Linked DNA regions of Homo sapiens: all the other regions are linked to region 1. Evidence: read pairs that join two places in POLR2A ChIA-PET (ENCODE). Cell type or tissue: PC-9. All regions are shown on one strand. Links, peaks and the distances in the headings refer to the core of each region. The heading gives the core; the rest is flanking DNA.

The links. Peaks named below come from ENCODE experiments on the same cell type or tissue, not always from the same donor. Only the 100,000 strongest peaks of a DNase experiment are listed, where the experiment ranks them.
Region 2: POLR2A ChIA-PET joins it to region 1 with 28 read pairs; 2 of 35 experiments call an interaction of 5 or more read pairs at or near these places.
Region 3: POLR2A ChIA-PET joins it to region 1 with 21 read pairs; 4 of 35 experiments call an interaction of 5 or more read pairs at or near these places.

The regions. Positions count from the first base shown.
Region 1 is chr17:72,452,906-72,460,882 of GRCh38, forward strand. The region is part of intron 1 of LINC00673 (long intergenic non-protein coding RNA 673); the gene reads right to left. Among named protein-coding and RNA genes, the nearest start is that of LINC02003, 110 kb to the left of the region's middle. In PC-9, for the core only: no CTCF peak of the experiment used is centred there; DNase peaks (open chromatin) are centred at 3,316 and 6,086; H3K27ac peaks cover 3,701 bases.
Region 2 is chr17:72,209,176-72,217,152 of GRCh38, forward strand. No RefSeq gene overlaps it. Among named protein-coding and RNA genes, the nearest start is that of SOX9, 92 kb to the left of the region's middle. In PC-9, for the core only: no CTCF peak of the experiment used is centred there; no DNase peak of the experiment used is centred there.
Region 3 is chr17:72,359,153-72,367,129 of GRCh38, forward strand. No RefSeq gene overlaps it. Among named protein-coding and RNA genes, the nearest start is that of LINC02003, 20 kb to the left of the region's middle. In PC-9, for the core only: no CTCF peak of the experiment used is centred there; a DNase peak (open chromatin) is centred at 3,679; H3K27ac peaks cover 1,709 bases.

The DNA.
Region 1 (7,977 bases), core at 1,123-6,122:
GAGGATCACAGACAGAGGGTCAGAGAGAAGAGAGGGAGTAATGATTCATATCAATTCTCAGTTGCACCCACAATTCTCTGGGCTCAGCTGGGGAGAGAATCACAACCCAAGACTTGGGCAAGAACTAAGCAGCAACTGCTTGGGAGGGATGGGGTCGGGGAGTGTGAGCAAAATCAATGTCAGAAATTGTCTGAAAAGAGTCAAGGTGAGGAGGAGGCACAAACAAACTGGAGAGGCTGTGCTCCTCAGTGACCTCATCTCTATTTGTGATTTGGGGAGTAAGGGGTTAAGAGGGATCAGGGAAAGTCAGCACAGAAGTCGCTAGAGGAGGAAGGCAGGAAGAGCCTGCACTTCATGGAGAAGGGCAGGGAGGAGGCTACCAGCCAGGTAATGTGCCCTGAGAGAGGTATTTTTATTCCAGTCTGAGCCCCGTCCCTTGTCCTCACCCCATTCTATCTGCATATCATTTACCTGTGTTTAGTTAGAAACCATGGTAATGAGGAAGCCTGAAGAAATGATTGAAATATTAGGAGGATACCAGGCCACCACGAGGCCACACTTCTGTTTTCTGGGGAACCAGATCCCTTAGGAACAAAGGGTGAGATGACAGGTAGCCCGCAGCAGTCTGTTCCAACAACCGGATTTGCCCTTTATGGGACAAATGAGCTGCCTGTGGTAAAACAGGGGACTAGAGATAACTGAAGCCTAGATTCCCAATGCTGCACCGGCTCTGGGGCTCTTGGAGCCCCTCCTGCCAGGTCTCACAGTCCTGCGCATCCTACAAGCGGGAAGCAAAGAAGTTCATCCACAAATGCAGGAGGAACCTGACCTAGACTCTGCTGCTGCTCTTGGATCTGACTGAATGATTCTGCATTCTTCTCCCCATCCATCCCCAGTGCTTTATTTTTATTCTTATTTCTTTTTAATTTTACTTTAAGTTCTGGGATACATGTGCAGAACGTGTAGGTTTGTTACACAGGTATACATGTGACATGGTGGTTTGCTGCACCTATCAACCCGTCATCTAGGTTTTAAGCCCCACATGCATTCGGTATTTGTCCTAATGCTCTCCCTCCTCTTGCCCCCCACCCCCCCACAGGCCCCAGTGTGTGATGTTCCCCTCCCCGTGTCCATGTGTTCTCATTGTTAAACTCCTACTTATGAGTGAGAACACGCAGCATTTGGTTTTCTGTTCCTGTGTTAGTTTGCTGAGAATGATGGCTTCCAGCTTCATCCATGTCCCGCAAAGGACATGAACTCATTCTTTTTCATGGCTGCCATCCCCATCATTGTACTTATGATTGAGCAAGATCCCATAGAAAGGTGCTACAGGCTGAATGTTTGTGTCTCTCCCAAAATTCATACATTGAAACCTTAATCCCCAATGCGATGGTGTTTGGAGATAGGGCCTTTGGGAGATAATCAGGTCATGAAGTCCCCATGATGGGATCAGTACCCCTATAAGAAGAAATATGAGAGAGCTTCCTCTCGCTCCCCCACTCCCTCACCCCCAACCCTGACCTTGTGAGTCAAGAAGAAAGTCATCTATAAACCAAGAAGGGGGCCTTCACCAAGAATCTGACCACGCTGGCACTCTGATTCTTGGACTTCCCACCCTCCAGAACCATGAGACATAAGGTTGCTTAACCTGCCTGGTCTATGGTCATTTTGTTATAGCAGCCCAAGCTAGGAAAAGAAAGCAAAGTCTTTAGGAAAATGCACGGCTGTGAGCTGAGTGTCCACTTCTCCACGGACAAGATTTAGAGCAACTCAGAATGTCCCATGGCTGATGGCAGGCACACAGTGGTGCCACAGGAAATTGGCTCAACCCACACTGGTGGCATAACCCAGGGGTCCCTACCTCTTGGGCCACAGACTGGTACTGCCCATGGCCTGCTAGGAGCTGGGCTGTACAATAGGAGGTGGGCAGTTGGGGAGTGAGTGAAGCTTCATCTGTATTTACAGCCACTCCCCATCACTGGCATGACCGCTTCCTGTCAGATCAGTGACAGCATCAGGTTCTCATAGGCACGAGAACCCTATTGTAAACTATGCATGTGAGGGATCTAGGTTGTGTGCTCCTTATGAGAACCTAATGCCTGTCAGTGATGATCTGTCACTGTCTCTCATCGTCCCCACATAGGACCATCTAGTTGCAGTAAACAAGCTCAGGGCTCCCACTGATTTACATTACAATGAATTGTATAATTATTTCACTATTATATGTAATATATAGTGAAATAATTGTAATATGTAATAATACTAATGTATGTAATAAATTATATACTACTAAAATGTAATACATAATAATACTAGAAATAAAGTGCACAATAAATATAATGTGCTTGAATCATCCCGAAACCATCTCCCCAACCCCACCCCACCCCATCCCTGGTCCATGAAAAAAACTGTCTGCCATGAAATTGGTCCCTGGTGCCAAAAAGGTTGGGGACCGCTGGCATAACCAACATAAACAAAAACACACACTCAGGCCCATCTTTCAAGCTCCGGCTTTAAGGACATTTTCTGCCTTGATTTATTAAATCCTGCAGTAGACAGCATGTGAAAGCCCAGTGCCGAAGGACCCCACAGACTTCCAATGGGGTCAGCTCCCCTGAAACCACAAGACTCAGAGACCCGTGGTGTTCCAGGAACCGATTTAAATGTCGCTTGAATCCTGAGGATTTTACTTTATTATTTTTTTAACTCTTGGGAAATGGTATGAAATGGCTGCTGTCATCCTTGCAGCATCTGCCTCCCAAGCCCACTGCATGGGTTCTCCCAACACCTCCCCTTGGCTCCCCTCCTGGCCAAGTTCAGAAGTGTGATGGGCTCAAAGGAAATGCCCCAGCGCCCACAGGCACCCAGAGGCTGCGTGCACCCTGGTGGTCCCTGTCGAAGCGGTCACGGCTCACCGCCAGACACCCTTGGTCCTTACAGCTCTGGCTCTGCCAGCCACAGACATCTTCAAACAGAGCCCATGAAAAGAAACACTGCTTCAGCTTTGCTCCCACCGCCATCCTGGGACCCAGGGTCCACAAGGAGAATATTTTCTTAAAGTAACTCCCTGATTTGCGGGGGTTTACCTGCCGTAGGGGAAATTTTTTAAAAAAAGAAAAGGAAAGCATTAGGAGCTTCTGTAAGAGCAGCCCAAGGAGGGGAGGGGAAAAGAAATGTCACCCTTGCTCTCTCCAGACCCGCCTGAATTTGAGGTTTGGCACAAATACCAAGACAGGGCTGGCCAAGAGAAAGGTGTGGCCCGGTGAAGGACATGTCCAGGAGTCCAGCAACTGTAAACTTGAATCCCAACCCTAACCTCGCCTAACTCCCAGCCAGGACTGCCAGTGACTCACTCATCTCTCTTGCCTTGGTGGCACCATCCAGTAAAAGACAGGACTTCTGACCTCACTGGGGAGCAGGAAGATTAGCTCATGTTTATAAAGCGCTTTGAAGATTAAAAAGCCTGTGCCTAAAGGGGGCTATTATTATTATAACTACCTGTGAAAAAAGAGAAAAAAGATTCCCATCTAGGTCTAATATTAGCTCTCATACAGAGCCAGAGGGGCAGGGAGGCACTGACTTCGTGGCAGCTCATACTTGTGCCCCTGGCACTAAGACGGTGCTTCCCAAAGTTTGGGATGGGGAACATCATGGGGGGGTGCATGGGTTGGTTTTAGAGGGTGGGCAGACAGCACAGAACAGTGTGTAATCACCGAAGGAGAAAGCGACTCCCTCTTCCATTCTCTTTTTTTTTTTTTTTTTGAGATGGAGTCTCGCTCTGTTTGCCCAGGCTGGAGTGCAGTGGCACGATCTCGGCTCACTGCAACCTCTGCTTCCCCGGTTCAAGCAATTCTCCTGCCTCAGCCTCCTGAGTAGCTGGGATTATAGGCATGTGCCACTACACCCAGCTAATTTTAGTATTTTTAATAAAGACGGGGTTTCACCATGTTGACCAGGCTGTTCTTGAACTCCTGACCTCAGGTGATCCACCTGCCTCTCAATTCTCTTTTAATCCTACTGATTCCATTTCAGGAGAAAGTCTCCATTTGGTGCTGCTAGGTCTGTACCATCTCTCCCTGGCCAATTTCCCTTCATTATAGACAGAGCAATAACCTCCCTCAAACTCAAAGGTTCGGCAGACAACTGTAGCTACCTAGAATTTATAAACATTGTTTTGATTTCATTGTGCTCATTATTTGTATAATTACTTTGAATCTATGAGAAGTGATACTGATTCACTACATTTCACTTTAAAGTTACATTTCTTTTTTTTTTTTTTTCTTTTTCCACGTTCAAGCGATTCTCTCCCCTCAGCCTCCTGAGTAGCTGGGATTACAGGCTCCTGCCACCACACCCAGCTAATTTTTGTATTTTTAGCAGAGATGGGTTTTCACCATGTTGGCCAGGATAGTCTCCAACTCCCGACCTCAGGTGATCCACCCACCTCGGCCTCCCAAAGTGCTGGGATTACAGGTGGGAGCCATCGTGATTGGCCAAAATCATGATTCTTTAAATTGGAGTTTCTCAACCTCAGCCCTATTAGCATTTGGGGCCAGATCATTCTTTGTGGTGGAGGCTGTCTTGTGCCTTATAGGATGCTGATCACCCTGTCCTGTGCCTTGCAGGATGCTAAGCATCTTTGGCCTCCTCTTCTCACCAGATGCCAGAGCATCCCTCCACCACCCAACTGGGACAACCAAAAATGTCCCTAGACATTGCCCAGTGCTGTCTGGGGGATAAACCCCAACCCCCAACACCTCCTCTGTTAGGAACTACTGCTTTTAGATCAATTCACTAAAAAACAAAAAAACAAAACTTAAATGTGTTAAATAGTAAGGTTGTACTAAAATGGCTCCAGTTTAGGAAAACCTATAACAGAGAAGCAGTCCTTCTCGCCCATGTCTGCTCCAGCTCCTGAGTCACGATCTAATGCCTCCAGGGCAGGCCTGTGCTCTGGAGCCCTCGTAGCCAAATACCATCATCCCAGTGGCTCCATTCACGGCAGGGGTCCTATCTGTGCTGGCTGATTAGAAGAGCTTTAACCATTTCTGGAAGTCATAAACAAGGGTGTTTGGAAACAATTTTCATTCCAGGCCCCTTCCCTGGTGTCAAACCCTGCTTATCAGATCTTGAGGTCTCAGTGGACACCTGCTTGTCATGGCTGGAGCAACTGCCTAGAGGCCAGAGAAAGGAGGCTCACGGGGGATCAATGGGAAACAAGGGTGGGCCCATTCAGGAATGTTGTTAAGTCCCAGAAGGGCCTTACAAGAAAGATCTAGTCCTTTCTTCCACCTTATCAAAGGAGAAACTGAGGCCCGGGAAGAAAGGCTCTATGATGTGTGCCGGGACAGATGCAGCCTGTAACAGAACATGGCGTAGAACTCAAGGCTTCCTCCAGTATTAATGTTCTCCAACACCACACTGTGCATGGCAATCCCCAGGCTAAAGAAAATGTCACTGCCCTAATACTCAAAATAGGAGGCAAAGGCTTACACATATGCTGCTTTTGACGTTTAAAACTCAGCAAGAGCAAAACTACACAAATGAAATAATTAAAATCTGCATTGGCAGCCACCCAGCAGGCAGGGGGACAGCCTGCTCCATCACCTGCTAAGCCCCCAGCACCCAACGGGCGGATGCCTACGAGCAGCTGCTATCAGAGGCTCCTTGGCATGCCTATCGTCCGGCTTTCCACGGGATGTTTTCCTTTCTTCTGCCTCTCCTATCTGGCATTTTCTTTGAGACGGAGTCTTGCTGTGTTGCCCAGACTGGAGTGCAGTGGTGCGATCTCAGCTCACTGCAACCTCCCCTTCCCCGGTTCAAGTGATTCTCTTGCCTCAGCCTTCTGAGTAGATGGGATTACAGGCACACGTCATCATCATGCCTGGCTAATTTTTGTATTTTTAGTAGAGACGGGGTTTCACCCTGTTGGTCAGGCTGGTCTCGAACTCCTGACCTCATGAGCCACCCGCCTCAGCCTCCCAAAGTGCTGGGATTACAGGCGTGAGCCACCGCGCCCGGTCCCCTCTGGCATTTTCATTCCACACCTCCTTCTCCCGAGATTACAAGGAAGTTAAATTGCCAAACTTCCTGGTTCATGCAAAGTTAAGACTGTCCATTAAATAGACGCCAGAGAAAATAAAGTCTAGTTTTGAAGATTTGGTATCAGCATGGCTCAAAGTACTTCTCTGTCTCAGGGACCAGCACCAGGCTTCTAAATGAAATCACAACCACAAAAGAGGCTTCTGGGGCCTTCAGCAAAACATGCTCACTGTCCTCCAGCCCTGTCTCTGAGGGTCCCCTCTCTGGAGTGGGAGTAGAGGCTCTCTGTGCACTTCCAAAGACACTCTAGGAATCAACTTTTATTATTCCCAGTGTTCAGATGAGAAACCTGGAGGTCACACATACCGTAAATGACAAGACCGTGGACTGAGGCTTTAACCAGATTTGCTCGTTCCAAAGCCTATACGGCTACCCCCTCTACATGCTGCTTCCCTATAAGCAAAGCTAACGTTGCCTGGAGATCCTTACTTTGTAGTTTGGAAAGCCAAGCCCAGGTAAGCTACGGACAGATATTAACAAGGCAACTTATCATTGCGATCCTATCAATGGTCTGGGCCATCAATCAATCAATCAATTAATATTCACTGAACCTGCCACATAAAATCCCAGAGTTAGCCATGCAGGGACCAGCCAGGCATGGGAGCCACGGTCTAACCAAGAACCCAGTGTTCTCACACAAGCTTAGAGAGATGGCACAGGGCGATGCGTGATTGATTGCTGATGAATGGCACAGTTACTAAATGCTATAAAGTCCAGAGAAAAATCTGAGAGTTGAAGCTGCTTTGTGGAAGAGCCGAGACGTGTAGCTGGGCCTGGAATGGTGAGAAAGACACAGATCTGCACAGAGGATCCAAGACCACCAGGCAAGAACACAGAATTCCAGGCCCTTGTTCATGTCCTCTGCAGCCCAGACAGAAACGCTGGTCAGGTCTATGCCATAAGCACGTCCGGGAGGCTCTCAACTGTCTATTCAGTGTGACACACCCCCCTCCAAAAACAGATACACACACATACACACAAACAACAACACCTGAACTCATTTCTGCTCAGCTTTAGAACGTAAATGATTGTTTTTAAATGAACAAATTTCTACTTCACTTAGAAGAGCTTGACAGGAGGTGGCATTTCTTTATTCAAAAAGAACCTGCGACGTCCCTATTACGGGTCAGTGCTTTGCTGGGCCCTGGGAATAGAGGGAGGAATAAAAGATGGATCTTGCTCTTAGGAAGCTTCGGGGCTAGACTGGAGGACCTTGAAGGAAGATGAAAAATAAACAAAAATTCTAAAAATCTATACTACGGAGAGGTTACAACACCGCAGTTCAGAACAGCACCACTTCCCCTCCCCATCCCTGACATTTCCCAGGCCTTTCTGGTTTTCTCAGTGCCTGTGTAAATGTGGTCCCTGGTCCCAGACGCCTGATTCATTCATTCTCCATGTTTGATGACACAGGAAACCCCTGAGAATGAAGGAATCAGGGGTATAACAGGCCCTAAACAAAGCCAAGATGAGCCATGTTTGTCCCCGAGAGAATCAACAGCCCCTGTATGAAAAGAGTGCTGTACAGTGGGATGGGACGAGGCAGGTTTTATAATCTGATTAAAATCGCCTGTCGGCAGTTTTCCGCTCTCCTGCTCACCCTAAATCTACAAAGAAGCTCCACTCCTGGAATCCCACACAGGTAAACCCCGTGACCTGGGGAGGATGTTTGTTGAAGAGTTGTCTCTCGTGGCGCCAAAGAGTTTGGGACAATGTAGGTGTCCATCACTGGGGGAATGGACAGGTCTGTCTGGATCAGAAGCTAGCAAACTTTCTCTGTCCAGGGCCAGATACTATTTAGGCTTTATGGGTCAGGAGGCCCCAGTCAAAATTCCTCAGCTCTGCCACAATAGTGAGAAGATAGCCATGGATGAC
Region 2 (7,977 bases), core at 1,410-6,409, 240 kb before region 1:
CAAAGGATGGGAAGGGCCACAGGAATCATGCCAGGGTATAGGGGGGTAAGATTGGCAGCAATGACCATAGCAGTGACTGTTCAAGAGGTAAGGATGCTAGGCTAAAAATTGGTCTCAAATGACCAGTCATGAGATTAAAGCCAGAAAGGAAGAGACAGGAAACATCTATCAACAGGGGAAACAGATTATGAACAAATACCCAGGAAGGGAAGGACGTGGTCTGATTTCCTCCAGGGTGCTGGCTCGGCCATAGGGAGAGGCCTCTCTGATGGGTGCCATGGCCCTGGGGGCAGGATGGTCTTGGTGCAAACTGTAAAATAACTCGATATTTGTCTTTGGTGCTATTGTCTCCCTGGTCCGTACTTTTTCTAACTCCTCATTTTACCCTCATTCCCAGAACCCAGTGATTACACACTATCTCCTTCTCCCTGATATAAAACCTGTCTTCCAAACATTCATTCAAACATCTCTGCCGCAGGATAGATGGCAAGTGAAGGTTTAAAACACAAGCCCGGTCCCACAGTTATTTACATTTGAAAGTCAATTAAACAAGAAAGTTGGTTCTGCAAACGTTCTTGGAACTCTGCTTTGTCCCATGCACTGAGACAGGCACTGAAAATACGCAGGGGATAGAAATGCCTCTCTCCTTGGATTAAAACACGGCGTGCTCATCATGGGCACCTGGGCATGTTAGCTGGTCGGTCCTCTCAGAATCACCTGCTCCTCCCAAGGGTAAGAAGAGTCCCAGACACGGCCTCACCAGGCCCCCTCCTGCACACATCCCACCTGGGGGGAGCGTGGCAATTGTTCCCTGTTAACTCAGCCCTCCCTGCCTCACTGCAGAGGGGAAGCAGCCAGGGGGGAAAGCAGGGGAGAGTACACTGGCCTGGGAAGAGGACACCAGAGTTCTAGCCCTCAGTCCTCTTACTCACTTGTTCTTCCAACTTGAGCAAATCATCTTCACTCTCTATGTTTCTCTTTATAGAAACAAAGAGGTGTCTTCAGCTCCAACATTCTAGGGATTCATAGGGATGGCAAGTCATATTGGCTCTGTGACCACTTTGCTTTTTAATAAAATTATGTATGCAGTCATGCCTGGAATAGCAACATTCAGTCAAGGACAGACCACATAAATGATGGAGGTCCCATAAGATTATAATACTGTATTTTTTACTGTACCTTTTCTGTGTTTAGATACACAAATACCATCGTGTTACAATTGCCTACAGTATTCAATACAGCAACATGCTGTACAGATTTGTAGCCTAGGAGCAATAGGCCATATCCTATAGCCTAGGTGTGTGGTAGGCTACACCATCTAGGTTTGTATAAGTAGTCTATGAAGTTCCCATGGCAAAAATCTCCTAATGATGCATTTCTCAGAATGTATCCCTGTTGTTAAGCGATGCATGGCTGCATACACACACACACACACACACACGTGTATATAAGTATTGTATATATGCCATCCATTTAATTATATGCCTACATATATGTATGTATGTGTATATAGACATGTATGTGAATATACATATATACATGTACGTATATAACTTTTTGAAAAAGCAGTCATCAGAGCCAATAGGAAGAGAGAGGAGCATAGATTTGGGAAAACAGTGCTTTAAAGTACAGACATCTTCTGTTAAGAAAAAGTGTTCTTTTTTTTTTTTTTTTTTTTTTGGAGACGGAGTCTCGCTTTGTTGTCCAGGCTAGAGTGCAGTGACACGATCTTGGCTCACTGCAACGTCTGCCTCCTGGGTTCAAGCGATTCTCCGGCCTCAGCCTCCTGAGTAGCTAGGACTACAGGTGTGCACCACCATGCCCAGCTAATTTTTGTATTTTTAGTAGAGACGGGGTTTCACCACGTTGGCTAGGATGGTCTCCATCTATCGACCTTGTGGTCTGCCCACCTCAGCCTCCCAAAGTGCTGGGATTACAGGTGTGAGCCACCGCGCCCGGCCGAAAAAGTGTTCTTAATCACAGAATACCTTCCCCATAAAAAAGCCAAGGACCTACCCAAGCCAGTTAGAATCAAGAATGTGTTTGCTACTCTTTAAAAAGTACCATCATTTTAGAGCGGGGCCCCTGGGCACCTGCATTCATTTCCCTGGTCCCAGTTTAAACAGGGCTCTGCAACAGCTTGCAGGTTCACTGCCCCAACCTGTTGTGCTCACCATCCCTGTGGTGCAGGACAGTGCTCGTTGTTTCTGGGCTGCGTGGAGGAAAATGTAGCATTTGGATAAAACTGTAAAATGAGTGAATGAATTGGTGAACTTCAATATCAAAATTAATGATGACAGTGATGAATGCTAAGGAAGCTATCTCCATACAACAAGTGAAAGAAGGGCCTTCTTCATCCCTGGCCACAGACAGAATTGGAGGGCTCCAGCTTCATTCTTGGGTTCACAGAATTCCCAGGTCAGCAGTGACCTTAAAGCTTATCCAGTCCCAGCTTCCCAGCCCATCTGATACAGGTAACTTTTCTAAACCACGCTAATAAGTAGTCTTCGCAATATTTTTGCAATATCTGTCACAGTTGTGCAGATATTGCAAACCTAAATGTGTTAAAGTGTGGAGGCAAATATCAAGGCATTAAACATTTTTTGGTCCTGCATTTATGTAACACTGCCTACTAAATGAGTGTCTAAAGAATGTACTTGACATTCCTTAGGACCATGTGCAGGGAATCTTTCCTTCAGGGCAAAACCCAACCAAAATAACATGGAGCAGGATAGAGCTTATTTTCCAAGTGTTTCTGAGAAATTCAAGGGCAGTTGGGAAAACATGGAGCCTTACTAGACATCCAAGTACAAGTCCACCTACTCTCCCTTTCGGAAGAATCTTCACCCACAGCCCCCTGCACTAGACAGTCAGGTAGTCTGTGCCCACCACACAAATGATAGCTAAGTAGATCGCCCCCGACCCTCAGGCAAGCAATTCAATTCACCAAGTGAACAAAAGATGAGCTGAACCCAGCAGATTCCACCCCTGGGCATTTAAGGATTAGAAAATGCAGATAAAGATTTGTTGCTAATCAGCTGGTGGAGTACAGTAATGAGGTGAGAAAGCAGAGTGCCCTCCTGGCTCAGCGTGGGGCCAACCAAAGTCACGTACACAACGTTATAGAGTAGCAGAAACTACAAGGAAATGCAGCAGAGCAATTTGGAAAAGGGATTGGGAAGCAGATAGATTGAGAAAAGCAGAAAATAAGAGACAATTTGGCCCCCAAGAGATGGGAGAGATGGAAAGGCCAGCTGATAAGACTTTCCAGGCTCAGCCCTCAATTCTCGCAGGGCCCAGCAGTACTAGGCTCTCTGTGTAAATCAGGCCAAGTGCACATGAAACACAGGCACTAATAATACAGGTTACATTAATAATTCTACATAAAAACTTCAAAGCGCAAAGTATGAACATTTCAATATGTTATGTCATTGTGCCACGCTTGTTATGTCATTGTGCCATGCTCGTTCAGTACCTTCACATCCTCCATGTACTTACTTTCTCAGGCTAATGCTCTGGCCTATTTTATATGATAATGTCAGGAGATCAGGGACAATTTCTTTTTTTTTTTTTTCTTTTTTATAGTGGCAGACAGACATGGTTTTATTTATTTTAAAAAAAAAAACTTTATGGGTATATGGTAGTGTATTTATTTATGGATATGTGAGATATTTTGATACAGGCATACAATGAATGCATAATAATCCCATCAGGGTAAATGGAGTATCCATCCCCTCAAGCTTTTATCATTTCTTTGTGTTACAAACAATCCAATTATACTCTTTTAATTATTTTAAAATGGACAATAAATTATTGTTGACTGTAATCACCCTGATATGCTATCAAATACTAGATCTTATTTATTCTATCCAACTATATTTTTGTACCCATTAACCACCCCTACTCCCCACCCCACCCACTACCCTTCCTGGCTTCTGGTAACCATCATTCTACTATTTCCATGAGTTCAATTGTTTTAATTTTTAGCTCCCATAAATGAGTGAGAACATGTGAAGTTTGTCTTTCTGTGCCTGGCTTATTTCATGTAACATAATGTCCTCTAATTCTATCCATGTTGTTGTAAATGTCAGGATCTCATTCTTTTTTATGGCTGAATAGCACTCCATTGTGTATATGCACCATATTTTCTTTATCCATTTGTCTGTTGACGGACTCTTAAGTTGCTTCCAAATCTTGGCTATTGTGAATAGTGCTGCAATAAAGGTGGGAGTGCAGATACCTCTTTGATATACTGATTTCTTTTATTTAGGAGTATATACCTAGCAGTGGGATTGCTAGAACATACAGCAGTTTTATTTTTAGTTTTTTGAGGAACTTCCATAATGTTCTCCATAGTGGTTGTACTAATTTACATTCCCACTAACAATGTAGAAGGGTTCCCTTTTCTCCATATCCTTACCAGCGTTTGTTATTGCCAGTCTTTTGGATAAGAGCCATTTTAGCTGGGTTAAGATGATATCTCATTGTAATTTTGATTTGCATTTCTCTGATAATCAATGATGTTCAGCACCTTTTCATAGACCTGTTTGCCACCTGTATGTCTTGAGAAACATCTATTCAGATCTTTTGCTCATTTTTTAATCAGAGTGTTAGATATTTTCCTATTGTTTGAGCTCCTTATATTTCCTGGTTATTAATCTTTTGTCGGATGGTTTGCAAATATTTCCTCTCTTTCTGTGGGTTGTCTCTTCACTTGGTTGATTGTTTTCCTTGCCATGCAGATGCCTCTTAACTTGATGTGATCCCATTTGTCCATTTTTGCTTTGGTTGCCTGTGCTTTGGGGATACTATTCAATAAATCTTTAACCAGACCAAATTCCTGGAGGGTTTCCTCAATGTTTTCTTATAGTACTTTCATGCAAGTTTGAAGTCTTAGATTTCAGTCTGTAATCCCTTTTTTTTTTTTTTTGTATATGGTGAGAGATAGGGGTCTAGTCTCATTCCTCTGAATATGGATGTCTAATTTTCCTAGTATCATTTATTGAAGAGACTGTCCTTTCCCAAATACATGTTCCTGGTACCTTTGTTGAAAATGAGTTCTCTGTAGATGAATGAATTTATTTCTGGGTTCTCTATTCTGTTCCATTGGTCGATGTCTCCATTCTTATGCCAGTGCCATGCCATTTTGGTTACAATAACTCTGTAGTATAATTTGAAGTCAAGTAATGTGATTCCTCCAGTTTTCTTCTTTTTGGTCAGGATGGCTTTGGCTGTTCTGGGTCTTTCATGGTTCCATATATATTTTAGAATTATTCTTTCCATTTCAGTGAAGAACGTCATTGGCATTTTGATAGGGTTTGCATTTAATCTATAGATTGTTTTGGGTAGTATGGACATTTTAACAATATTGATTCTTCCAATCCATGAACATGGAATATCTTTCCATTTTTTGGTGTCCTCTTCAATTTCTTGCATGAATATTTTTCATGGTAGAGATCTTTTGCTTCTTTAGTTAAGTTTATTCCTAGGTATTTTATTTTATTTTTCACTATTTTAAATGGGGTTATTTTTTAAATTTCTTTTTCAGATTGATATGTGTTGGCATATGGAAATGCTACAGATTTTTGCATGTTGATTTTGTTTCCTGCAACATTCTGCAAGCTTTACTGAATTCATTTATTGTCAAAAACAAATTGTCAGTTTTAGACAATTTGTGTTTTCTATCAGAACACCTAGCACAATGACATGTTTACAATTTGGGAATTTGTGGGGTTTTTTAGCATCATATGTCAAAAAATCAATAGGATTTTAGCAATTCAAAACTGTATTCATCTCACAAGCTTTGTCAGATGGCTTAAAAAAGATTTTAAACTGTATGTATGTTCTAGTCATAATAGCCCATACTGGACACTACCCAAATATCTACCTCCAGTAGAATAAAAAAATAAATTGTGGTATTTCCATGCCATGAAATATTTTACCAAACTGTGAATAAATAACCTGGGACTTTATGCAACAGTCAGACTGAATGTTGAGAAGAAGAAACCTGACACAAAACCATACATACTATGTGATTTCATTTACATAAAATTCAAAAATAAGCCAAATAAATTTATGGTGTTCAAAGTTAAGACAGGGGCTTCCCTTTTTGGGGAAGGAGGAGGAGTAGCTGAAAGAGATCAGGAGGAGACAGAGACTTTTCCTAATGTTCTGTTTCTTGATCCAGGCGCTGATTACACAGGTATATTCAGTTTATAAAATTCATCAAACTGCTCACCTATGATTTGTGCACTTTTCCATAGATATGTTATTATACTTCAAAAAAAGTCAGAGAACTAGGGTAACTATGATAAAAAATGAAATGAAAACAATCAATAGGAAAACATATACAATTCACAAAGCAACTTTGAGGTTTCTAACATTTTGGCTCCATATTGCTGTTTTGAAAACTTGAGGCAAAGAATGTTATAGGAAACTACTTTGTTAACATGTTTGCTTTAGAAAACTGTTTGTCCTAGGAAGTTGTTCTTGACCCATCTGCTTTGATGAGAAATAATTCATTATGACATCACTAACTCAGTGCTAATTAACTCGACATTTATAAAATGTGTGCAGCAGATTTTCTTAAGACCAAGAACAGAGCTGAAGTTGTTTCTTCTTGATTCAAGAAAAAATTATATTTTTAGGTATAAAAGGACAGATTAACTTTAGAAAAACGATACTCATTTTAATGCTTCCCTTTGATAAACCAAAACCTATCTGAGATGTCCTTTTTTAATAAACATTGGACCATCTCCTGTTCAGCCTTTCCCCCAACAGTTCTAAGCCCAATCCAACCTTCAGTTATAAATGGAGACTTATATGTCCAGAGTGTTGCCAATTCATGCCAAGTTCCCTCTCAGACAAAGTTATGTCTTTAAGTCTGAGCTCTTAGAAGGATGGGAATGAATAAATGTATTATCTATGCACATATGCAGATAACAAATGCATAGAAATTTGCATAAGCCTATTTAGAGAGACGCACTCAACTTTTTCCTGTCAACAAAGGACTTTCACATAGACACATAGACAAGCACTCTTGTTTTTTTCTTTGAGACGGAGTCTCGCTCTGTCGCCAGACTAGAGTGCAGAGATCTTGGCTCACTGCAACCTCCGCCTCCCACGTTCAAGCGATTCTCCTGTCTCACCCTCCCAAGTAGCTGGGACTACAGGCGAGTGCCACCACGCCCAGCTAACTTTTGTATTTTTAGAAGAGATGGGGTTTCACCATGTTGGCCAGGGTGGTCTTGATCTCTTGACCTTGCGATCGGCCCGCCTCAGACTCCCAAAGTGCTGGGATTACAGGCGTGAGCCACCATGTCCAGCTGACAAGCACTTTAAAAAGAACATTTTCTCAAAATTTTCATTTTCCTGTCACTTTTTCAAAACCATCTTCTAACCTCCTATGTCTTGGAAAGGTGGTTCCTCATATTTGAATATTAACTTTTTTTCTCTATTAACACTAATCCTTTTTAGGAAAAATTAGTAGGCTCTTGGAAGAATAAATTGAATTGAAAATAAATTTCAAGGTTTGATTTTAAGTGTTAACCACTCCTAAGGCTGCTTAACTCAGAAATCACCATCAACCTCCTCTTGGTTAAACGTCTTCTCAGGAGGGCACAATAGATGCTGCCTGAGCTCTGAGAGAGCCACAGTGGGTCTGCATTTAGCTCTTCTACTCATTCACAGTGAGACGTGTCTACTTGGATGACCTGGAGTACTCGTTAAAACACAGATTCCCAGGGCCCTCTCTCAGAGATTCTGAAAAGGCAGGTCTGGGCTGGGGGACCAGATTTGTATTTTTAACACCCCAAGAGACTGATGCAGGACCACATTGGCTGACATATTGAAATGTATGCTAGATGCATGCTATGTATAACCCCGTGGATTCTGCACTAATCCAGCAAGAAGGATCAGATGCCCTCAGAGGCCTGGCCACTTCCTCCATCCCCCAATTCACTTCACTTCCCCACATCC
Region 3 (7,977 bases), core at 1,410-6,409, 93 kb before region 1:
TGGTGGCCTTGGAGGCCCGCCCACATCAACACACCACCTAGGTGAGGATTCAGATAAACTGACTTCAGTCTGGGTTTAATGACTCTTGAGGTCTCAAAATGGCAGTCGTTAGGTTTGTTTCTATTCTGTAGGCTGTGCCGTTCCTCCCAGAGCTGGGTCTGCTTCCCTGCCCTCCTGACTGCCTGCAAGGAGGTCCAGCCACATTGCAGAGGAAGGACTTGCTTATGGAAAGAAATGGAGAGACCCAGCCTCCCTCACCTCCCATTGGTGCCTGATGATTAATACATTTTTTGCTGCCCTTGGAAATGGAAGACAGTGCCAACTGCTTAGTTCTCCTGGCTGGGCCAGCGCAACCTGTATGACAAGGGGGAAGAGCCTTTAAGTGAGGCAGGAGAGGAGCTGGGCTCTGGGCAGAAAAGCTCCCCAAAGCAAGTGTGCTGGGAGGATGCTTTTTGTATTTTAACCAATGTTCACCTCTGTCTCCCCCAGCACAATATTTCCTTGCACTGCTTGGTCTTTCCTCGTCTAGTTAGTGAGGCCCTATTGAATTTGCTGCATTAGAGTGTGGATAACACCCCCAAATCAAAGAAATAGCATAATACACCCTGGTTTTTGAGTTTCAAAGAAGGTTTTTGAAAGGTATTGCAAATACAACAGATTTGGAAGAACATGTGCTGAGGTCTAGTGAAGCGGCCCTTAGATAAAAGCTGAGAGATTCCGTGTTGGGGGAGCAAAGGGAGCCAGGCTCAAAGCAGAGAGTGAGATGATATGCCAAGTACTGAGTCAGGGGTACTACTGAGTACTGAGATGATATGCCAGGTACTGAGTCAGGGGTACTGCTGAGTACTGAGATGATATGCCAGGTACTGAGTCAGGGGTACTACCAGGGTGCTCTGAATAAGTAGACAGGCATGTCCTCTGGTTGGGATCAAAAGACTACTCGGCAGTGCCCAGGGTGAATGAACGGCTGAGGAACCCATAGCAGCCTGTTGGAGGTCTCAGATGAGCCCAGTGCAGACATGTGATGTAGAGAGCACACTGTCCCACTCCGTAATTGCCAGAGCATTGTTAGCCTTCCCTGTTCCCTGAACTTAGAGGCAACACCCATGAAAAGGGTAGGAAGGATCTGAAATGCCCCACTGCAATTGAGTTATCAGATAATATGAGTTCTATTTCTTGCATTTCTGAGTTTGTAAACTGAGGTTCATGCTGGCTCTCTGAGTCAGGCACCTCCCTGAGACAGATCTCTGCCACCCGCTCCCTCTCCACACAGTGCATAGAGTTTGCTCCCTCCCCTCCTCACTGCAAGGCTGCTGGGCACCTGCCCCGTGGGTATCTCTGTCACCCAGAAGACTCCTCTACCCCCCTGCCTACTGCACCCATGCAGGCTTCTGCACAGCCAGACCTGTTCTCTTGGAGTCTTGGACTTTGACCTGCCCCATCAAAGGACAGCAGCCAAGGTGACAAGCCCATCCCAGTTCAGATCCTCTGGCAGAGGTAGATACTGAGGCAAGAGACAGGCTAAAGGGAAAGCATAATATCCTCCAACCCCCCATCTCTGGGAACACTGTATCTGAGGTTTGTTTGGCCACCCAAGATGCTGGGCTCTGCCAGACCAGATAACCATTCCGGTTTGACAGGCACCCACGGCCCCCTGGTATGCGCCTTTGACCCACCAGATAGTTCTGTTTTCCTTTTCCTCTGAGATCCCCCGAGCTTCTGTTCCCCCCTTCTCACCTGGCTGGAGAGATGTCACCCAGCTAACATCTTCTAACCCTACAAGAGGCAAGTTACAGGATGCCCCAACATCATGATTTTTTTTTTTAGCTTTCAAAACCTTGGAAGTACTGCAGGGTGAACCATGGTTTGAGATACCTTGCAGCAGTGTTTCTCTGCCATTTCCCCCTGCAGCACATGTTTGTCTTTCTAAAATATTTCTTTTCCTTTTCTTTTTTTTTTTTTTTTTTTGACGGAATCTCACTCTGTCACCAGGCTGAAGTGCAGTGGCGCGATCTTGGCTCACTGCAACCTCCGCCTCCCGGGTTCAAGCGATTCTCCTGCCTCAGCCTCCCAAGTAGCTGGGACTACAGGCACACGCTACCATGCCCAGCTAATTGTTGTATTTTTAGTAGAGACGGGGTTTCACCATGTTGGCCAGGATAGTCTCGATCTCTTGACCTTGTGATCCGACCGCCTCGGCCTCCCAAACTGCTGGGATTACAGGTGTGAGCCACCACACTCAGCCTACAATATTTCTATTTCTGAGTTTGTAAACTCAGAAATCTGAGTTTAGGGCAACCAGGGCAACCAAATTACTCTCTGAAAACTAAAATCAGCTCAGGTTTGATCTCCTACCATGCACCAGGCTCTGCTGTAGGGAATGGGATCAGGCATAAGCAAGATCTACAGGGTTCCTGCTCTCAGGGAGTGTCCATTCCACCCCGGAAGGGTAGACATGGAGATGCATGGCTCAGATCCTTCAAAAAGGACTTGCTGCCTGACTGAGAGGAGCTTGACTGGCTGACAGCCACTGCACTGGTGTCTTCGAGGTCCTCGTCAGTTTTCAGGCTGAGGTCATGCTGTTCTTGAGGCAGCCCTAGCTAATGACTATGCAAGGTGGTGGCACAAGGGCCAACCCATTTCTACCCACATGGGACTTCTCCAATGGGCAGTCTCTGCTCCAAAGCTCCTGGAGACTGCCCAGGTTGCCTTCACGTTCTGATGGTTCCCCCTGCCCAATCCAGCTCCCTCCTCTTTTCCCTCATAGGTTGCTTATTCCCCCAATAAACCCATAACTCCATCTCTGCATTGGCTTCCTGGAAACCCAACTGGTATGCGGGGGACATACACACCAGCACGAGTGTCGGTAGTGACACATGCTATGGGAAAAGAACAGAGCCCCTGGACAGAGGCTGACTCACTACTAGAAGAGGGCCGGGTTCGCTAGATGTCAGGTGCACCCAGCCTCTGAGAAGGGCATGTGTGAGCTGAGACATGAGGAGGAGGAGCCAGCCATATTCAGAGGAGCCGGGAAAGGGCTCCAGGCAGTGTAGGAAGGAAGACTTGTATTGGAGGTCCATGAAGAAGCAACTGAATAGAGCACAGTGTTGAGAGATGAGAGAGGAAAAGGAGATGAGGCCAACAGGGCCAACAGAGTCTTGGATGTCCAGTTCTCCTCCAAGTGAACTTCGAGAACAGCAACGTGATCTGTGTGCAGCATGATCCCACAGACAAACCCAAATGTGATGAGGCAATAAAACATGGCAATAACATGTCATCGCCAGACTACTCACAGCTGATTAGCAAAAGCAGCTAACCTCATCCTGGCTGTGACCTCCATGAGACAGGCTAGGAGCAATGGGCAACTCTGGCCACTCGGAAAATCATCTTGGACTGCGAGGGAGTGAAAGGGATGTTGCTATGTTAGTACCTGCTCTGATTTGTTTTTAAAAAGTGAATCACTCCCAAACCTCAGGGTGTTATTCATAACCCGTCACTTGTTCTCCTGCGTGATGGTGACACATTTGCATGTCATGACAACCTGGATGAGCACTGCTTCCCTGGAGTAGGGGAGTAGGGGGGGTGGGAATGGGGGGAGGTGGTTGAGATGCCAGAGAGCCTTGCCCTAAATCAGTGGTTCTCAACTGGAGGCGATTTGGTTCCCCAGGGGTATTTGGCAACGTCTGAGGACATTTTTAGTTTTTACACTTGTGAGGCTGGGAATGCTACTGGCATCTAGTGGGTAGAGGTCAAGGGCATGGCTAAACATCCTACAGTGCACAGAACAACCCCTGCCCACAAAGAGTGATTCAGCTCCAAACGTCAACAGTGCTGCAATGAGCTTGAGAAACCCTGCCCTAAATCAAGAGCCAAATTGTTCCTCTCTGAACCAAGGGATGCTCTCAGACAGGGGTCTTTGGATGAGGGCACGCAGCAGAGTTTGATAAATACAACCAGTGGGGGCTTTCTCAGTGCGGTTCTGCAAATTGCAAACACAACATCTAAGTGTTTGCTCTTCCTTTCTTACTGTAGTTTAAATACCAAGAAACATTTCCCTAAAAGAATTTTAACCTCTAAGACTGCAGATGCTCCCACACTGGCATCTTCTAAGACCAGCTGATTGGGCCAACAGGGGTCCAGACCCAACCAGAGACAGGGGGATGGACAAGATGACCGCCCATACCCCCTGCACTTACCCCAAGGAGGTTCTCTCCAGCCAGGCATTTTAATTAATTTTAGTCCCTTTCAAGACCACAGTTATTATTGTAAAAACACCGATAATACTAAACACATGTGGAAAGCACAGCGCCGGCTGCAGCCCTGGAGACCTGGGGACGTGCTAAGTCATATGTCATCTGGGGTGGTGAGAAATCAGCAGGCCCCCTCCCCCTGCCCTCTGAGACCCCAACACCCTTCTCAGTAGGACTGCTCTCCTTCTGTCACCAGCCAAGCCCCCTTCCTAGCTCAGCTTCCCCACCCCTACCAAAACTCAAGTACCCTTCCCTCCCCACAGAAACAGCCAAGGTGGGTGGGGTGGCAGGCCTCTGGAAATCCTGGTTTAATGATTTTATTAGGAAAGAGGCGGGAAGAAAAGAAAAGGCACATTCTCTCATTTTGGAAGAATGCTTCATTATCTGCCTTTGCAGAGTGTGAAACACCTCACTGGGCTCTAACCAGCCCTGAATTATTGAGTGAGATGCTCAGGTGTCAGGCTTTCCTCTCCCCCATCCCCCTGGGCCACCCCACTGGTTGCTGGAGGGTGTCTCAATTCCACCTTCAGGTGAAGGCTGGGAAAATCCAACAGCTACAGAGCTGCATGGGCATTGTCCTCCCAGAACCATGACCTCTTTCGGGAGCTATTGCCTGAAAACAGTCCCCTTGGCATGTGTCTAGTTCCATCTTCACTTGTGTAAGACCATTTCTCCTGCATTCTTGGCCTCACATCTGATTCCCAGGTGCCTTTTGCCTCGTGAAACACCTCACTCCTATTTTAGAGGTTAGAAAGTTCCTTCTTAGCCAAAACGGAGCTAAAGACGCTGACATTTGGGTAGTTCTCTGTGACTGATTGAGAAGTATGAAAAATCTTCCACTTCCACAGCCCTGCTTGTTTTCATTCCTTGAAGATGACAGAGTAGATATTGTTATTCCCATTTTACAGATGGAAAAGGCAAAATGCAGAGGGGTTAAGTGGCCCTTCCAATGGCACACAGCAATTACAAAGCAGAGATGGAGGGAACACGGGGCTCCTCAACAACAGTCTCCCTGTAACTGTGGACTGATCTGCCCCATGCCAGATAATCCCCAGCCTCTTTTAAGAGTGCCGTTTACGGACATTCTCTCCAAACCCCGGGGTTCCCGTGGCCCCTGGAACAGACAGGAAGGTCTGGTTGCTGTGTTCCAGATCACAGCCTCCATCTTCAGTTTCCATAACACCAGCTTCAGTGTTGGTCCCTCCCCAGGGTCAGATACCACCTCTCTCACTGGGTCCTCCCCTGGCTCCACCTCTCCATATGAACATCTAGCCTCTTCCTGCCACCACTCTTCCCTGCAAGAATCCCTGCAGTCACATACACCCCCCACCCTAAACTAGGCATGGAAGTTCAGGCCAAACTAGGAATTCATCATCTACGGAAAAAAGAAAAAAAAAATCTTATTTCTGCCCCAGTTGTGGGGAGCTTGGACAGTGCGGCAGCTCACCTTCCAAAGACCTAAGTGACAAGTTTCTTGAGGACAGCCCCTTAAGCAGAGAAAAACAAAAATCCAAAAAAAAAAAAAATGAACACATATTGACACTGTTGTATGTTGTATGATAAACTCATTTAATCATCACAAAGACTCCACGAAGCAGGTGCTGGTATTATAACCTTTTCATATATAGGGAAACTGAGGCACAGAGCAGCCAAGTAACTTGCTCAAGGTCATATAACTAGCAAGTGAGGGAGGTCTGATTAGACCATTGAAAACAAAACCAAAAACTATCACTGGAGGGGGTGTTTAGGGAGGGGTTATAACTGCCCAGTAGTAGCCATTTTCCCAATAATCTTTCCAGGAGGATAAAATCACCATTCTACTCTCTTTAGTGCCCAGTAGTTGTGAGACCAAGGCAGTATCTCAGTGGATTAGCTGGGCACGGTGGCTCACGCCTGTAATCCCAGCACTTTGGGAGGCCAAGATGGGTGGATCACAAGTCAGGAGATCGAGACCATCCTGGCTAACACCGTGAAACCTCGTCTCTACCAAAAATACAAAAAAATTAGCCGGGCGTGGTGGCGAGTGCCTGTAGTCTCAGCTACTCGGGAGGCTGAGAGAGGAGAATGGCATGAACCCAGGAGGCGGAGCTTGCAGTGAGCCGAGGTCACACCACTGCACTCCAGCCTGGGCAACAGAGCAAGACTCTGTCTCAAAAAAAAAAAAAAAGTCTGCCACATATATAATTAGTTTATATAATTAGTACTTAACTATCCATCTTCCTTGGGTTTTCTTTTCCACCACTGTATGAGAGTCATTCCTGCCAGCTGCCATGACAAAATCCCAGTGGTTTCACACAATAAAGGTTTATTTTTTCATTCTTGTCTCAGTCTAAGTGGCTATTTGGGAGGGAGCCTTCCAAGTGGGATTCCAAATGATTCAAGGTGCCCCGTTCCATCCATCTTGTCCTGTCAGACTCTCAGGAAAAGGGCAGCATGAAGCATCACTGGAAACAGAGTGGACCGGCTCTGCCCATATTCCATCAGCCAGAAGCTAGTCCAATGGTCCGAGCTAACCCCAGGAGAGGCTGGGGAATGCCGACTTCCAGCATGCCCAGGAAGAGAATATGCAATGCTGAGCATCCAGCTGGTCTCCACCAGACCAGTTAATCCACTTCAATGTCTCCAACTGCTCCTCCATGACATGCCCCCAGGGGTCATGCTTGTTCTCCCCAAACGTGATGCTCAGGAGGACTAAACCTACCCTCTAGACATGGCCTGCTCATGCCAGAAGACCCAGCAACATCACCTCCCTGGATCTGGACACCACATGTCTATGAAGACAGCCTACATATATTTTAGCATTTTTAGCAACAGTCACACTGTTGGATCGTATTATGCTTGTGGTCAACTAAAACTTCCAGATTTCTTTCTTGTGAACTGCTGCCAACGGAGGGCTCTCTAATCTAGTTCTTGTGCTTCTGAATTTGAAACCACATGAAACTGAACAACAGTTGTTGAAAGTCTTCCCTCTTGCTGGGTTTGGCTGGGCATTTGGGTCTGCAGAGATTATCAGGGATCCTGATGTTACATCCATCGTATCAGCTTCGCTCCTAGCCCAGTGGCATCTTTGGCCTTTCCAGATCTTTGGGCAAGTCACCGATACAGATTTAGACCAGGATGAAGGCTGATAGCACAACTACGATTTGAAATGAGCCTTTGATTGATACCTTGGGTATGGTTGTTTAGCCCTCTGGGAATCTGTCGAACAAGACCATTTACCAGCTCACATTTACTCTGTTAACCAGATGATAAAGTCAAGTAAAACCTCATTCATTTAGTGCTTACTCTTTGAAAGCATCTAATTTCCCCCAATATATCATTCTTGTTGAACTCAATATGCTATAAACCCTAACTAATCCATGGTCATAGCAACGTATCTGAAGTCATACAGTTTATTATTAACAGAACACAAGCTGGAATGTAGATGTCCTGAATCTCAATGCTTTCCCATCATCAAGAATCTAATGTGTGCACAGTGTACCAAGAGACCATGGCCTTGAAGCAGAAACTGGCCCCACTAAAGTGGCGCCATGTGGCTGTTAGCACCTCCTCTGAAATGCCCACATATTTTCCAGCTTGCAATTTGCCATTCACCAGTCCACTTCTTTGCCCCTCCAATTAGAAAGACAAGAAATATGACTGCAAAATATTGTGTTGGGAAAACTACCTGGAGTCATTCAGGCATGACTCACGTCACATGCGCGTTCATGTTCATCTTGTACTTGGG